2 separate regions of the Homo sapiens genome follow, and region 1 is linked to region 2. A link is a loop called in an ENCODE intact Hi-C map of the cell type or tissue named here. Cell type or tissue: sigmoid colon. All regions are shown on one strand.

Region 1 (8,000 bases), 490 kb before region 2:
CTATTCATTTTATTTCTGTCATCACTATTATTTTTACTTAGTTGATATGTGAATCTGTGCCATGAGGAGCTACTGGGGATTAAATCTCAAAAGACCTAGGAAGGAAATGCCAGCACTCTAATTGCTCAATGGCTGTGTGAAAAATTCTCTGAAAGAAAAAGGCAAGGTTCATAAATAACATGTGAATATTCTTCTCCAAAATGTGGAAAGTGGCACTAGTTGATTGGACGATAAGTAGATGAAATAAACTGCTCTGCTTTGCTAGATCTTATTAAATGAACAGAAATATTAACTTAAATCTTTCCAAAGAGGGTGTTTTGAATAAAAAAAAAATCATAGTTAACAATAGTCACAACCATCAGGTTTGACTGAGTAAGCTGTGAACTGAAAAAAGCTGGTGTCTACGAGAAAGGGGAGAATAAAAAAAAAAAAGATTTCTGCTGACTTGGACTGAGTGAACATTTCTATTCAATGTGCTTAGGCCCTGGGCCAGAGGAGAGCTCAGATACAATGCCAAGGTGACATATTTAACCTCTTTGCAGATTAAAGGCAGTGCAAAAGAGATACTCTTTCTGCAGTACCTCTTGGTGTACTGTTTCAACAGTATTGATCTGCAGTTAAAAGCATGTTTTTTTTTCTTTTCTTTTCCTTTCTTTTCTTTTTTTCTCTTGCAGAGTGACCTTTAATACCTGGGAAGGATGAATAAGCACAACCTACATTATTGCTTTATTTTAGAAAAGAGAGCCAGAAATGGTAGTACATTATAATATGAGTTACCATAATCTCTTTAGCTCTTTAATTCTCTTCTCCCATTTTTGCTTTTGTAAATAAGACATTATCAAGAATTAGAGAAATTTTAGGTCTATGTGTGAGCATCTTAACAAATGATAGTAGGAGGCAAAAAATAATTAGTTATAAAGCTGTAAAAGGGAACCAAGAAAGGGAAAATAATCGCAATAACTTAAAAATAATCAAACAAGAATATAGTATAAAAGGAGAAATTTTCCTACCTTTTGGAAAAGCAAAAAGTTCCGTTTCTACATTGCTGTTAGGCTCAGGAGATTGAATAACTTTAGATAATTTAAACATGGAAAACATACAAATTATTTGATTTGAAATTTTTTTTAAAAACTACCTTCTTTATAGTTTATTTCATATATGTAATAAAGTACTTCTACAAAACACATTTCAGGATTCAGGCTTCACTAAGATCTGAATGCTACTGAGGCGATCAACAGTTCCACATTTCTATTCTTGGTCTTCACTAAAATCACCATCATTTATTAGTACTTGCTATTTAATTTCGCAGGAAACAAGAAAACATGAATACAAATGGTAAAATTCTCTATGAAGTATCTTTTCTGTAAATCACACAAAACTTTTTTTGGTAAATAAATGGCTTTGTATTATTTAGGCAAAAATATTTGACAGCTTTATCAGATCACGCAAATCAGCTTAACAAATGCAATTAGATAATGCCGTAAATTTATTACAACTTACCTTTAAGTAAGGGGCTGGACCCAGAGCCACTGCAGAAAAATTGAAGTTGAATCCCCTCTGCACACAGACAGGGAATAAAAGTTTGACAAACACCCAAGAAAAACTCTTTAAATCCCTTTCCTCGTTAGCTCTGCTTCTTTGCCCAGAGGCATATTCAAGTCTACTGGAGTTGAAATTCTGCTGCTCTGTCAACTAGTGGGGGTCTGAAGTGACAGACGAGAATTTGGAGGTTGGCACCAGAGAGTATTTCAGACTGTCATCGTTTTTGTTGCAGATTCCTGGATTTCCCTAGCAGGCTGGCCTCTCATGCGAGGGCTTTACAGGCAGTGCTTGCAAACCAAAAGGGAAAGAGCTAATTCTGGTGGCGTGGATGGGGTTAACAGTCTTCCCCTCAAGCTCTTGTTCTCAGAGCCTCATAACTTGGCCAGAATATAAGCACTTGGCTCTTTATGCATTTTTTTTCTTTTTCAAACAACTCTGAAAGGTTTTATAAGCAGCATCCCTTTTTTGGAGATTTTTATTTTAAGACCTTGAAAAGAAACTCCATGCTGTTGTTTCTTTCTAAAGGAAATTGGGGAGTAGGGATTAAAGGAGGGAAGAAGAGAAATGGCAGCAGATGCATTTTTACGTTGCTCAATTGGAAATTGTTCTAGCAAATACAGTCTGAATTTTAATAGAAGGGTACTTCAGATACCTTAACCTTCTTTGAATGAGATTTGGAAATGGACATATATAAAAATGATTGCTCCTTATATTATAGATCACTTGTATGCTGATTCAGAAATGTTGCAGTTCTCCCCTCAACACAGCTCTCCACTGTAACTCCATGGTTATAATGGTTGGTATCTAAGAAGGAGGTTTCCCATAAAAAGAATGGAGGTGTGCACTTATTTTTGGCCCGGGATTCTGGTTGTTTGTATGTGTCTAATCTCTTCTACTGCTACTTCTACATTTATCACACATTTATTATGTGTCAGACACTGTGCTAACAGCTTTTTATGCGTTATTATCAGTTGATCCTCACTACGCATGGTAAGTTTTACTGTGTTCCCATTTGAGGGGTAGTGTCATACAGTGGTTGGATTGGCAGAATTTGAGGCCAGCCAGCTTGGATTTGCATCCTATCTTCACCACTTCCTAACTATGACCCGGGACAAGTTATATAACCTCTCTAAAGCATCAGTGCTTTTATCTATAAGACAGGGATATACATATGGAAATGATGATAATATCTATCTCTGCAATTGTTCTGAGTTTTAAGTTAGTTAACATGATAAACTGCATAGAACACCCCTGCCACGTAGCAGACACTCAATAAATGTTAGCTATTATCATTTACATAAGAGGAAACCAAAGCTTAGTAAGGGTGTTTTTTCTAGGGTATCCAACTGTAACTTACAGGATGGGATTCCAAATCAGCTACCATGGCTGACAGCCACACTTGTGTAACTTATCTATAATCCCTCTATTATGTGATATAGACACATATATATATCATACCTGCTTCTGAGAAAGCTGTAAACTCCTTGAAGGAAGGGGATGTGCCCTTTCTGCATTCTCCTGGTGCCTAGCACAGTGCTTTGCATCCTGTAAATGTTCCATTATCATCAGATGAATAATTATAATTTAATTTAATTTAATTTAGATTTTCTAAATGCATGCCAACGTCTGGCCAAAAGCAAAAACACTGACAAAAACAAAATAAAACCAAAATAAACCAAAAACCCCCACCTACATTTCTAGGCAAATATGCCCTCAGCCAAATCTCTCAAAACACTTTAGAATTATTTGCCCTATTTATTTTCAGAACACTGCAAGAAAAAGGTAACAAGGATTATCTCTACTTTGCAGTTGGAGAAATTTGGGAGCAGAGGAAACTGGGCACTTTGCCTAGGAGCCAAAAACAAGTCACGGTGCAGCTGGGAACACTCACGTCTCTAGAATCAGGATAACTTGTTCCAAACCGCCTTTCCCAGGACAGCATGAAAGGACTTGATGTCTTTTTGCCTCAGACAATAGGATGTTTTTCCTTAGCCAAGGTCTAGGGGTTGAGCAATCTCCTCGGAGGAAGGATAAAGGGGTGGGCAGTGTTTGACCATGCTTCTCCCTGGTGTGCACATCCTCTGTGCACATCTGCTCTGAGAAGTGTGGAAGACACAGACCATTTTTCCAAGTCTCCCAAGGGGCTTGGGAGCAGTGAGACTATTGCAGAATAAGTAAGAAAAGCATTTCTGAGGATTTGGCCTTAGTTGGCTAAAGAAAATTTTCTTGGGGACCCAAAATATTAACTTCTTATTCTAACTAGCATTCCCCATTTATTTAAGATGGCTTTGTAAGATTGATTTCAGGTGATTACATCAATTCAACGAGAATGTAGAAAAAAATTTCATTTAAAGGGCTCTGGAAAAAAAGTTACCCGACTAAAATTTTTTTCTGCTAAAATTGATATTTTATGCTTCTGTAAAATGATCAAAATAAATTTTCTTATGTAACTGTGTTAACCTAAAAAGTAATTACTTAAAGCAAACTGGATTCATCTCTTAAATGTAAATAGGTACCTAGAGAGTTCATTTGTAGGTGGCAAAGCTTGAGAATTTTGACTTTCAGTTTTATTGGAGGTCTTATTAATTTATAACATGATTAATAAAGACCCACTGTATTTCTTACAACAAAACAAGAGAGAAAAATGAATAAAAAAAGGCCTTTGAATTCGCGGTGTCTTTTCAGTATAGCTTTATTTGGAAATGTTTGTTGGCAGATATTCAAACTCTCATTGTTTCTGAAGCTGTTTTTTCTAAAATAGTTTACAGTTCAGAAAGCTGAGGACAATAAACCTGCAACAATACTCACCTAACAGATGGAGCTACAGATCAGATTTAGAAAACGTATGAGACGTCCAAATGGGTTGGGAAAAGTTTGACAAAAAGCTCATTATGTTACTGTACATGAAGAGACGTAACATCACTGTTGGTCAGAGGATGTGACAGATGTCAACATCTAAATGGATTTTCTTTTTTCTTTTTTTTTACCTTTTAGTGTTAGGATTCCCTTTGAGAATCTGATGAAAGCTGTGGGCAAGCTCCTAAAACCCATCTATGAAACTCCCCCCCAGTATCCTCTCAGGGATTCTATGAAGTTAAAAACCCCTAATTCAGGGGAAGGAGCAGAGAACACGTTAATTAATCCTCAAGCATATACAGAACTTCTTTGTTACATATAGCAGAAGCCTCTGGGTGATATCAAAGATGTACTTCCTGCCTATTAGGAGTCCAAGAGCCAAGGCATATGCTCATTGTCAGAGGTCACATGATTCTTTTGGAATAGTGGAGATCCCCAGGAAGGAGGTAAGTATGGGTGAGTGAAAAAGCTGCAGTAAAAACAGAGTGTCTGTATTGATCTTGGCCAGGACCTGGCCTGTAGGACCCTCTTCCTTGATTACCCAATGTATTAGTTTCCTAGGGCTGGCGTAACAAAATACCACAAATTGGGTGGCTTAAACAGCAGAAATTAATTTTCTCACAGTTCTGGAGGCTGGAAGTCCAAGATCAAGGTGCCAGCAGGGTTGGTTTCTCCTGAGGCCTCTCTCCTTGGCTTGTGGATGGTCACTTTCTCACTGTGTCCTCACACAGTCCTTCCCCTGGGCATGTGTGCTTCTGGTGTCTCTGCCTCTTTTTATAAGGACGCCAGTGCTGTTGGATTAGATCCTCACGTTTACGTCTTCATTTAACCTTAATTTACCTCTTTAAAGGCTCTGTCTCTAAATATAGTGACAATGGGGGTTAGAACTTCAATTTATGAATTTTGGGGGAAATAATTCAGCCCATAACACCCCATTACACTTAAAATATTTTTCCCATTATGTTTTTAATACCTTGATATTTAGTTCTCTGTGGGTCTTGCTTCTGGGACCCATCTTGAGGTCTCAATTCCAGGTGAGTTACTGATCTCTGCCTGTGGAATTTCCTTACCCCCACAGTACCATCATAACTTGACACTGAACAATTTCAGATCTCTCAGTTCTGTGTTGATTATTAACCCTCTGGGTCATTTTCTGACTATGGACTCTTGCAGGAGTTTATTCTAGCTATCCTTTCCCAGGCCAGCCCTTCTATGGGTTTAGTCATACCCTCTATTTGGTCTTAGGCATAGGCTTGATACACAGAGAGCAATTAACGAGTAAGACAGTAGCAAAATGTGCACAATATTTTGTTAAATATAATGTGGACATTATTATGTTACACATTACACATTATGTTTATACATTACACATTATATTTCACAAAATTACACTACACATTATATATTTAACAAAATTAAATATAACGTGTAATGTAATTAATTGCTTTTTTTAGTAATAAATTTTGAAGCAAAATAAGTGAAACTAAAAGGAGAAAGATAGGTTAGAACTAGTGGATTTTATTTTATTTTATTTTTTATTTTTTATTTTTTGAGACAGAGTCTCACTCTGTCGCCCAGGCTGGATTGCAGTGGCCCAATCTCAGCTCACTGTAACCTCTGCCTCCTGGGTTCCAGCGATTCTCCTGCCTTAACCTCCCAAGTAGCTGGGATTACAGGCGTGTGCCACCACGCCTGGCTAATTTTTGTATTTTTTCACCATGTTGGCCAGGCTGGTCTTGAACTCCTGACCTCAGGTGATCTGCCTCGGCCTCCCAAAGTGCTGGGATTACAGGCATGAGCCACGGTGCCCAGCCAGGACTAGTGGATTTTAGATATCAGGCTAAGCAGTTTGATCTTTATTCATTAGATAAAAGGGAGATCTGGAAAGTTTTCTCATTGAATGTTAGGGAGTGTAAGAAGAACATGTTATGCTGTAGTAACAAGTAATCCCCAAATATCAGATGCTTACAACAACAAATTTTTTTTTTTTTCTATTCTTGCCACATGTTTATTGCAGGTCTGCTGCAATTCTGTTACATGTCTTTATTCTGGAGTGTAGGCTGATGGACCAATTCCCTTGGCAGAAGAAAAACAGATACAGCAAAATATGCTTGGTTTGTGAAGCTTCTGCCTGGGTGTAATACTTATCATTTCTGCCTACATTTCATTGATCAACATAAGTCATTTGACCACAGCTGACTTCAGTGGGATGGGGAGTATATTCCTCCCATCCAGAGGATGGACCCTGTATAGGCAAGAGAACCAGAAAATAGATTTTCATCAGGAATGGAAGGAGACCCTGTTGAGAAAAAAAGTATTAGGAAAAAGGAAGAAAAGAAGATAGAAGAGGCAGAGCAAAGTTTTAAGAAAAGCACGGCGGGGCAGATGTAAGACATAAAGGGGGGAAGGGAGAGAAAATTAGGGCAAAAATAAGAGGCAGCCCTATAAAGACACAAATAATTGAGACAACTGGGATAACAGAAATATAAAGGGTTAGATTATCTTAGTGCCGTACAATCACGTGGTTCTATAGAGCCATAAGAGGTTTGCATTAGTTTCCTGGGCTGTCATAACAAATTACCACAAGCTGGGTGGCTTAAAACAACAGAAATGTATTTTCTTGAAGTTCTAGAGGCTAAAGGTCTGAAATTAAGGTGTCAGCAGGCACCTGCTGCATCCCAATGCCATAGGGAAGAATACTTTCTTGCCTCTTCCTGACTTCCACTGGGTGGCTTCCAGAAACACCTGGTATTTCTTGGCTCATAGCCGCATCACACCAGTCTCTGCTTCCCTCTTCTCATGACCTTCTTTCCCTGTGGGTCTCCTGTGAATCTCTGTGTGCCCTCTTCTTGTGAGGACACCAGTCATTGGATTTAGGGTTTACCGTAATCCAATGTGACCTCATCTTAACTTGATTACATCTGCAAAGACCCTATTTTCAAATAAGCTCACACTCACAGGTATGAAGGATGAAGACTTGAACATACCTTTTTGGGGAGCAATTCAACACATTATAGTCCATTCTCTGGTCCCCCAAAATTCATGTCTTTTCCACACGCAGAATACATCCATCCCATTCTTAACCCATTTCAAATTTCTGAACCTATTCCGGCATTAACTCTAAATTCCAAATCTCATTTAAATACCATCGAGTCAAAAAGTCCTAAATATCATCATCTAAATCATCTAAATCAGGTGTATGTGAGTTTCTTGGTATGATTTATCCTGATTCCTCATCTATGAAACTAGAAAACCAGTTACCTCTCCCCAAATACAATGGCATAGTATAAACAGTTTCATTCTGAAATGGAGAAAATGGAAGGAATACATAAGTGGACAAGGGTCATTTGTTCCAAGCAAGTTCAAAACAGAGCAGGCCAAATTCCATCATGTTTCAGGCCTGAGAATAATCCTCTGTGGTTCAGTGCGCTGCTCTTTGGCCCTCAGAGGCTCTGCCCTCGGGGCCTGCAGGAACCCCACCGGTTCCTGAACTATCTTCTGAGTTGTATTACTTTGCTAGAGCTGCCATAGGAAAATACCACAGGCTGAGTGGCTTAAACAGAAGAAATTTATTTTCCTCCCAGTTCTAGAGGCTGGAAATC
Region 2 (8,000 bases):
CTGAAGCTACAGACAGGCCTCTTCCAAGCACTCTAAGTGCTCCACAAATAATATTTCTGTTTCCCAGAACAACCCCACAAAAAGGTACTCTTACTCCATTTTTAGATGAGGAAGTGGAGGCTCATGATGTCAGGTAAGCTTTCTCAGCTCCCAAGTGGTTAAGCCCTCAGTTTAATGTCATTTGACTCCAGAGCCCTATGTTGCACCATGCCTTGATAATAGGCCATATGGGTTTCATGTATTTCAGATGGGGAAGGTTAGTGTGAGGTGAAAGATACACAATTAACCTTTTAACCATGGAACTGAAATATTTACAGATGAAGTGATACAATAGCTGGAATTAATTCCAAAATAATTGGGGTGGTACTGGTCCATGGCCTGTTAGGAACTGGGCCGCAGAGCAGGAGGTGAGCAGCAGGCTAGTGAGCATTGCTACCCCCTATCATATCAGCAGTGGCATCAGATGGGTGAGGATGTAAATGAACTAGGATTGGCATTGAGTTGATATTGTTGGATCTAGGTGATAGATTTATCATTATAATATTCTCTCTTTGTGATATTTCTGATATTTTCTAAAATAAAAAGTTGTAGTTATTTATTTATTTAGACGGAGTTTCACTCTTTTGCCCAGGTTGGAGTGCAGTGGTGTGATCTCGGCTCACTGTAGCCTCCGCCTCCCGGGTTCAAGCGATTCTCCTGCCTCAGCCTCCCGAGTAGCTGGGACTACAGCCTCCCGAGTAGCTCACCACCACACCCAGCTAACTTTTGTATTTTTAGTAGAGAGGAGGTTTCACCATGTTAGATAGGCTGGTCTCAAACTCCTGACCTCAGGTGATCCACCCACCTCGGCCTCCCAGAGTGCTGGGATTACAGGCGTGAGCCAGTGTGCCCAGCCAATAAAAAGTTTTTGAAAGGATTTAGATAAAATAGTTGGGGAAATGGCATTTTTGTTCAAAGCCAATTATTTATGTTTGGAATATCTTTTGTGCTTGGAGTTCTCCATTACAGAGTTCCCCAGTGTTCCTATTAATAAGTAACATTGAGCAGAGGAATGCACTGTTTAGATCAGCAGTCCCCAACCTTTTTGGCACCAGGGACCGGCTTCATGGAAGACAATTTTTCCACAGACCTGGGGTAGGAAGTGTTTGGGGATGAAACTGTTCCACCTCAGATCATCAGGCATTAGTGAGATTCTCATAAGGAGCAGGCAATCTAGATTCTTCACATGCGCAGTTCACAATAGGGTTCTCACTCCTGTGAGAATCTAATGCCACCCCTGATCTGACAGGAGGCGGAGCTCGGGCGGTAATGCTCACTTGCCTGCGGCTCACCTCCTGCTGTGGGGCCCGGTTCCTAACAGGCCATGGACCAGTACCCGTCTGCAGCCTGGGGACTGGGGACCCTGCTTTAGATGATGTACTCTGGCTTTGCATTCTGGCATTAGCTAAGCACCCTCTTAAAGGAAATTGGGTCTATACTCTCAGTCCGTGTTCTCCCTAACACCTGGAAACATTGAATACCTTCAATGCTGGGAAGTTAACTCCCACCACAACTAGAACAGCTATGGGAAAGACAACAGTTGATTTTGAAGAGTGTCACCAATTTGCACATGATTCCATCCTTAACCATTCTTATCCTATCAGCTCTGCCAAACATGGAGAATAGTTGGCTGCAGGACAGCTATTTTTCCTACTTGTAGATGCAACTATTTCTCACCCACCAGGATGTAAAAGGTCCCTGTACCCTAAGATTGGTCCTACATACACACCCAATGGGAAAATGAGATGAAAAATTTAAAGCAGTAAATATTTGAGGAAGTAGATAGAGTAATTTAGAAAAAGAAAATACACAGGGCCAAGCACAGTGGCTCACATCTGTAATCCCAGCACTTTGAGAGGCCAAGGTGAGAGGATTGCTTGAGCTCAGGAGTTTGAGGCCAGCCTAGGCAATGTAGTGAGACCCCACCTCTACAAAAAATTAAAAACTTAGTTGGGCTTGGTAGTATGTACCTGTAGTTTAAGAAACTTGGGAGGCTGAGCTGAGGCAGGAGGATTGTTTGAGCCCGGGTGGTCAAGGCTGCAGTGGGCCATGATTGTGCCAGAGTACTCCAGCCTGGGTGATAGAGTGAGACTCTGTCTCAAACAAAAAAAAAAACAGAGACAGAAAAAAAGAAAGAAAATATATGGATGTATATCATATAAAAATATAAATAAGGGAGGCCAAGTGCAGTGGCATGCCTGTAATCCCAGCACTTTGGGAGGCTGAAGCAGGAGGATCACTTGAGGCCGAGAATTCGAGACCAGCCTGGGCAACGTATTGAGACCTCATCTCTGCAAAAAATCAAAAAATGAGGCGGAAGGATGGCTTGAGCCCAGGAGATCAAGCCTTCAGTGAGCTGTGATCGTACCACTACACTCCAGGCTGGGTAACAGAGAGAGACCCTGCCTCAAGATAAATAAATTCATACATACATACATACATACGTACATACATACATACATAAGAAGACTTGTTTCTTTCCATTTGCAATGTTTCATTCAAAGGCTAGAATTAAATTGCCGTAGGCCATCACAAGTTTAGCTTGAATATTATTATTTTTTCAAGATGGAGTCTCACTCTGTCACCCAGGCTGGAGTGCAGTGGTGTGATTTTGGCTCACTGCAACCTCTGTCTCCCGGGTTCAACCGATTCTTCTGCCTCAGCCTCCCATGTAGCTGGGATTACAGGCGCCCGCCACCACACCTGGCTAAGTTTTGTATTTTTAGTAGAGACAGGGTTTCACCATGTTGGCCAGACTGGTCTTGAACTCCTGACCTCAAGTGATCTACCCGCCTCACCCTCCCAAAGTGCTGGGATTATAGGCTTGAGCCACTGCACCCAGCCTAGCTTGAAGAAAATTTGATAGGAGTTTGTTTTTTTCTATTTATAGGCCAAGCAATACCACGTATAAATATTAAGAATCATGGCTGTTCCTTAGTGCCTAGTTGTTTATAAACCATGGGAAAGAATGAAATCATTGACCAAATGAGACAGGGTAACAGTCTTCCCTGGGAGTAAAGAGACTAGCAGTCTCTATTGACATATATTTTAGGCCTGGCCTCCAAAATAAATTTACCCAAAGAAGTGATGTATTTGTGTCCAGGGCTACCGAGCCTAATCTTTGGCTGCCTCTGTGTTATTCTAAGTTGTAATTTTCCATGTCATCTAAATTTGTAATAATTCTTTAATATGATAGTGTTTCAGTGAACAAACATTCTGCTTGCTGCATTTCTTCTGAGTGAGTAATTCCCTGACAACTACCAGATCTTGGCAGAAGCAAAGTTGGTCATAAGTTATGCTCCACTCTCAGTGCTGGTGAAACGTATGATGCGTAACACAGTGTTTTTGAATTCAGTGCTGATTTTCCTAAAGGACATTTGGAAGGAAAAAAGAAAAGGAAAGGAAATACCCAAATTCAGGAATAGAACTTACATATTATTATAAGACTTAAAAAATACATGAACACTAATGATGAACTCATTTCTTCGAAGTAAAAGGCCTTATGCTATTTTTTCCCATTTCCCTATGTGGCTTGATTGTGGCGAAAGTGGCTGTGTGAGTTTCCATTATTGAAGGAGTTAAGGTCTGTGGAATCAAAGCATGAGACAACATGCAAGGACCAGGTTGGTTTCCATTTAACAGCCAACCTAATCTAACTGAAAGGATTGAGAGGTTTGTCTTTTTTGGAAAGTGTTAAGGTTCTTCCAAGTAACCAGCAATGTGACTTTACCACACTGTTCATTAACGGGGCTTTGGATGGCCACCATGTCTGCTGCTGGCTGAGTCCAAAACTGCGGTCACTCTCTCCAGCAAGCTCATGGAGGGTTACGTCATCTTCACTCAGCCAGCCCAACGCTTTTTCCATCTGCTAAAATGTAGAACATGGTTGTTGATTCTACTCTTTCTACAAAGAAAGAGAGGGAACATGGATGAGTTGCTGCTTTTAAAGATTATATGTTAATTGCTGTTTTAAAAATCTGCTCAGCTAAGCACGCTTAGTGTAATCAGTCACCATGGAGTTTTTTAATAGGACAGCTTCTGCTCTTACAGAGCAGAGTTTTTATGCCAGTAGGTTAGAAGCATAACATGTTTCTATATTGAAGTGATTCTCCAACAAGGACTTCTTTTCATCAGGGGTGACCTAAAAGTTATTACTTGAAATATAATTACATCATGTTCTTAACTGGGTTTAGTAGTAGGATAATTACAAGGTTGTATCCACCTCAAATAGGAAGAACTGATAAGTTTTGCACAATTATTTAACTCCTCTGTTAGGCCTTCCTTATTTCCTGTTCTCTTTTTAAAATTTGACTAAGATATTGCTAATGGGCTTGGGAGCCTATAAAATGATCAGAATTGTTGCCTTATGTTTTGCATGTTTGGGGTAACATTGGAGCCAGATGTACTCTTAAATAAAAGGTAGGCCTACAAAACCAGTTTCTCAGTTGCATTCAAAATGTGATTAAAAAAAAAAAAAGGAGAATCTCCCTTATAGGTGAACTTTTTAATTTGTGCTTTATTTTCCCTTTTGCCATTCATGAGATTTCTTAAATAAAATGATATCTTTTCTTTTCTTCATTATTATTTTAAAGGTCTCTGGGGAACAAGACTCATGGAGGAAAGCAGCACTAACCGAGAGAAATACCTTAAAAGTGTTTTACGGGAACTGGTCACATACCTCCTTTTTCTCATAGTCTTGTGCATCTGTAAGTAGAATATTTCCTTGCACTAATGGGAAAGTTTTGAAAAGATTTGACCTATCCAAATCATAATTAAAAGGAAGTGTGTATGCACCAGAGGGGCAACTGGGAAGTTACCTTCTTACCTTTGTTTTTAATTCTAATATTTTTATTTGGGCATTTGTTTATTGACTATCTTCCTATGGTAGAATGCAAGCTTTATAAGAGAAGGGACGTGATTTGTTCTCTGCTGTACCCCCATTTCCCAAAACTGCAGATGGCAACAGAAGGCTCTGAAAAATATATAAGAAAGAATTTTTCTAATTGTGACTAAATTGTGACCAAATGCTAAGTGACTGTGGACTTGCGTTTAACACAGGACGGGAGAGGCAAAGAGTTCAATTCCAATTTAGAATTTGGTCAAGTTCTCTTCTGCACTCTGGTAAACATTAATTAAAAATCAGCATTATCTGACCAGCCAGTTCATCGTCAGTGGTGGTGATTTTCACTATGAGATACGCGTGGCAACTTGCCAGACACCAAGAAACCAAGTTAGAGGATTTTTGTATTAGATTCCTTAACAATGAATACAGTATCACCATTATTACAGTATCATCATTATTGTCATACTATTATTATATCAGTTAACATAAAGTCTGCATAAGAATTGTTTCCAGAAAAATGACTTTCCAAATTTAACTTTCAGGAAATACAAATAATGCTACTAATATTGCTTTTATTGGCGTATACATGTAATATCCCCTTCTTTTGGATTTGGATATGTTGTGTCATTGCCTCATTTTAATTCATTATTTCTTCTCAATCTTTAATAATTGCTGGACTTTTACTCCACAAGAAACTTGCTATAGGCCCATCTCTTTCGTCTTCTTTCCTTCTTTCAGTTCGTCTTCCCATCCTCTGGTAGGGGGAGGGGAGGGATGCCTGAGCGAGAGACTAGCTGTAGGAACCATTTGTCTCAAAGTCCAGAAAGCCACAGGTGATGGATTTGTCCTCTGAATCAAAGGGCGTTCGATGATGGATTTCTGTCATGTCTCATCTAAAGTCTTCACGAGAACAGATGAGGAAGCAGTTTTATGACCCCAGAGCCTCCTACCAAACTCCTCTGAGAAAAGGTTTCCTTTTTTTTTTTTTTTTTTAAATTAGAGACAGAGTCTTGATCTGTTTCACAGGCCGGAGTGCAGTGGCACAATCATAGCTCACTGCAGCCTCGAGCTCCTAGGCTTCAGTGATCCTCCCACCTCAGTCACCCACGTAGCTGGGACTACAGCTGCACACCACCATGCCCAGCTAACTTTTAAAACATTTTTGTAGAGGTGGGGTCTCACTTTGCTGCCTATACTGGTCTCCAGCTCCTAGCTTCAAGTGATCCTCCTGCCTTGGAAGTTCTGGGATTATAGGCATGAGCCACTGCACCCAGCCTGGATGTGATATTTTTATGTTTTAAATTGTTAGAGTTTAGAAACTTGAGATTGAGTTTGCTGCCTGCATTAAAATGATGCTTAAACATTAAACTGCAGTGGCCTTAAATATTAACAAGTTGATTAGAATTACTAAGTTCTTTTCAAGCTTTACATATACAGACAAATTTCTTATGCAAAATAGAAGGTAACCCCTGTACGTAAGTCTAGAATTTCAGCAGTCCCCAAAACTGACTGAGCATTAGAATCACTCTGATTTTAAAATACATATGTGGTTTTCCGAGATCTACTAACAGAGCCTCCATAATGTAGCCTAGAGAAACGAGTTTTCAGATGTAGTGATAAATTTGGAAGGTAAGTCAGAGAAGTAAGCTGAAGACAGAGTTTTAGGAAATATGCCTAAAGTCACATAATGAATTGGTTTTCTTGTTTATTTGAGAATATTGTCGCTTTTTGTTCTTTTTCATGCAAATCACATTTTATTTCTTATGTGAGTAGCTATATATTTAAAAATTTTGTTTTTGGAATATTGTAGAATCTCTACTTAAGAAAGTATCTTAGCAGTCATATGGTCTGACCTCACTGAATGCTAAATTCTCTTTAAAACATCCGTCTCAGATGGTTACTCATACTGCCTCTGATTGAACAAGAGTCCCAGGTTAAGGGACTTACTTCTTTGAAATCGTTCATTTCATTTTTCTACAGCTATGTTAGAAAGTTCGTCCTTAGCAGTGAAGCCAGAGTCTATCTCTTATAACTTCTACCCAGTTGCACCCTCCAAGCCTACCTATACCAAGTATCTTTTTTCCACGTTGCTTTTCCAATTCAGCTCTTCGCAAGTTTGGAGACAAATACCTAATCTCCTCTAAGCCTTCTCCAGGTTAAGCCTTTCCAGTTCATCCAGCTGTTGATTATGTGATTGGAGACACAAGTTTGAGTAACTCCCATGATGGAAAGTCCCTCTGGTGAATGTTCTGTTCATCAGAGTCCCTAAGAAAGCACATGAGCCTCACCATGGTGAGTGGGGCCATGAGATTCCTAAACCAGACACTACACTGTGGCTTGTGCAACCTACCATGGCCAGACTCATGAGGCTGTTTCATCATATAAATAATTCCTTAGTCTCTTCACCAAAAACTGTGAAGCACTGTGTCCCCCAGCTGTATGTGAGCTAGCCTGGGACCATAGTGGAGGACTCCTCTTTCAACCCTGTTAAATTTCATCTTGTTAGGATCTGCCCATTTTTCCATTCTGTTGAAATTATCTTGGAACTGGATTCATTCATCTCACATCAGCTACTCCCCGAAGCCTCACAGTATCAGCAGAGTTATTATCTCTATCCATATCCTTGTAAATTATTAAACTAAAAAAGATTGGTCTAAGAACATCAGTCCATTAATCAAGGCTCTTTGGTTGGAGTTCACTTCATTATATTATCATCCAGCTCAGAGTGTTCATAAACAAGATGATAGGAAAGACTTTTCCAAATGCCTGTCTGAGTAATTCCCCCATTCCTGTGATCTGTGAGCTGTTGACCAGATTAAAAAGGAAGTGAGAATAACCAGGCAAGATTTACTCCTAGCAAAACCTTACTGGCTTCTAGTGACTGAGTCCTTTCCCTATTGCTTACCAGCTATCTTTTTAATTACTAGTTTTAAAATCTTGCCAGCAATGTCAATATCAAATGACCAAGAATATCAAACTCATTACTCTGTATGTAAATGAGATAGTGTACTTACCCCTATGGCTTAAGTATTAGGCTGTTCTTGCATTGCCCTAAATACCTGAGACTGGGTAATTTATAAAAAAAGAGGTTTGGCCAGGCACTGTGGATCAGGCCTGT

Evidence for each region. Peaks named below come from ENCODE experiments on the same cell type or tissue, not always from the same donor. Only the 100,000 strongest peaks of a DNase experiment are listed, where the experiment ranks them.
Region 1: a loop joins it to region 2, with 6 times the contacts of the local background. A loop is called at or near these places in 7 of 110 quality-filtered maps.

The regions. Positions count from the first base shown.
Region 1 is chr4:87,527,545-87,535,544 of GRCh38, forward strand. It overlaps SPARCL1 (SPARC like 1), which reads right to left and starts at 1,832. Exons shown (of 11, transcript NM_004684.6): 1 at 1,501-1,832. In sigmoid colon, no CTCF peak of the experiment used is centred here; DNase peaks (open chromatin) are centred at 1,837 and 3,507; H3K4me3 peaks cover 3,970 bases; H3K27ac peaks cover 1,839 bases.
Region 2 is chr4:88,014,827-88,022,826 of GRCh38, forward strand. It overlaps PKD2 (polycystin 2, transient receptor potential cation channel), which reads left to right. Exons shown (of 15, transcript NM_000297.4): 2 at 4,632-4,745. Among named protein-coding and RNA genes, the nearest start is that of PKD2, 11 kb to the left of the region's middle. In sigmoid colon, no CTCF peak of the experiment used is centred here; DNase peaks (open chromatin) are centred at 3,265, 3,855 and 7,271; H3K4me3 peaks cover 801 bases; H3K27ac peaks cover 964 bases.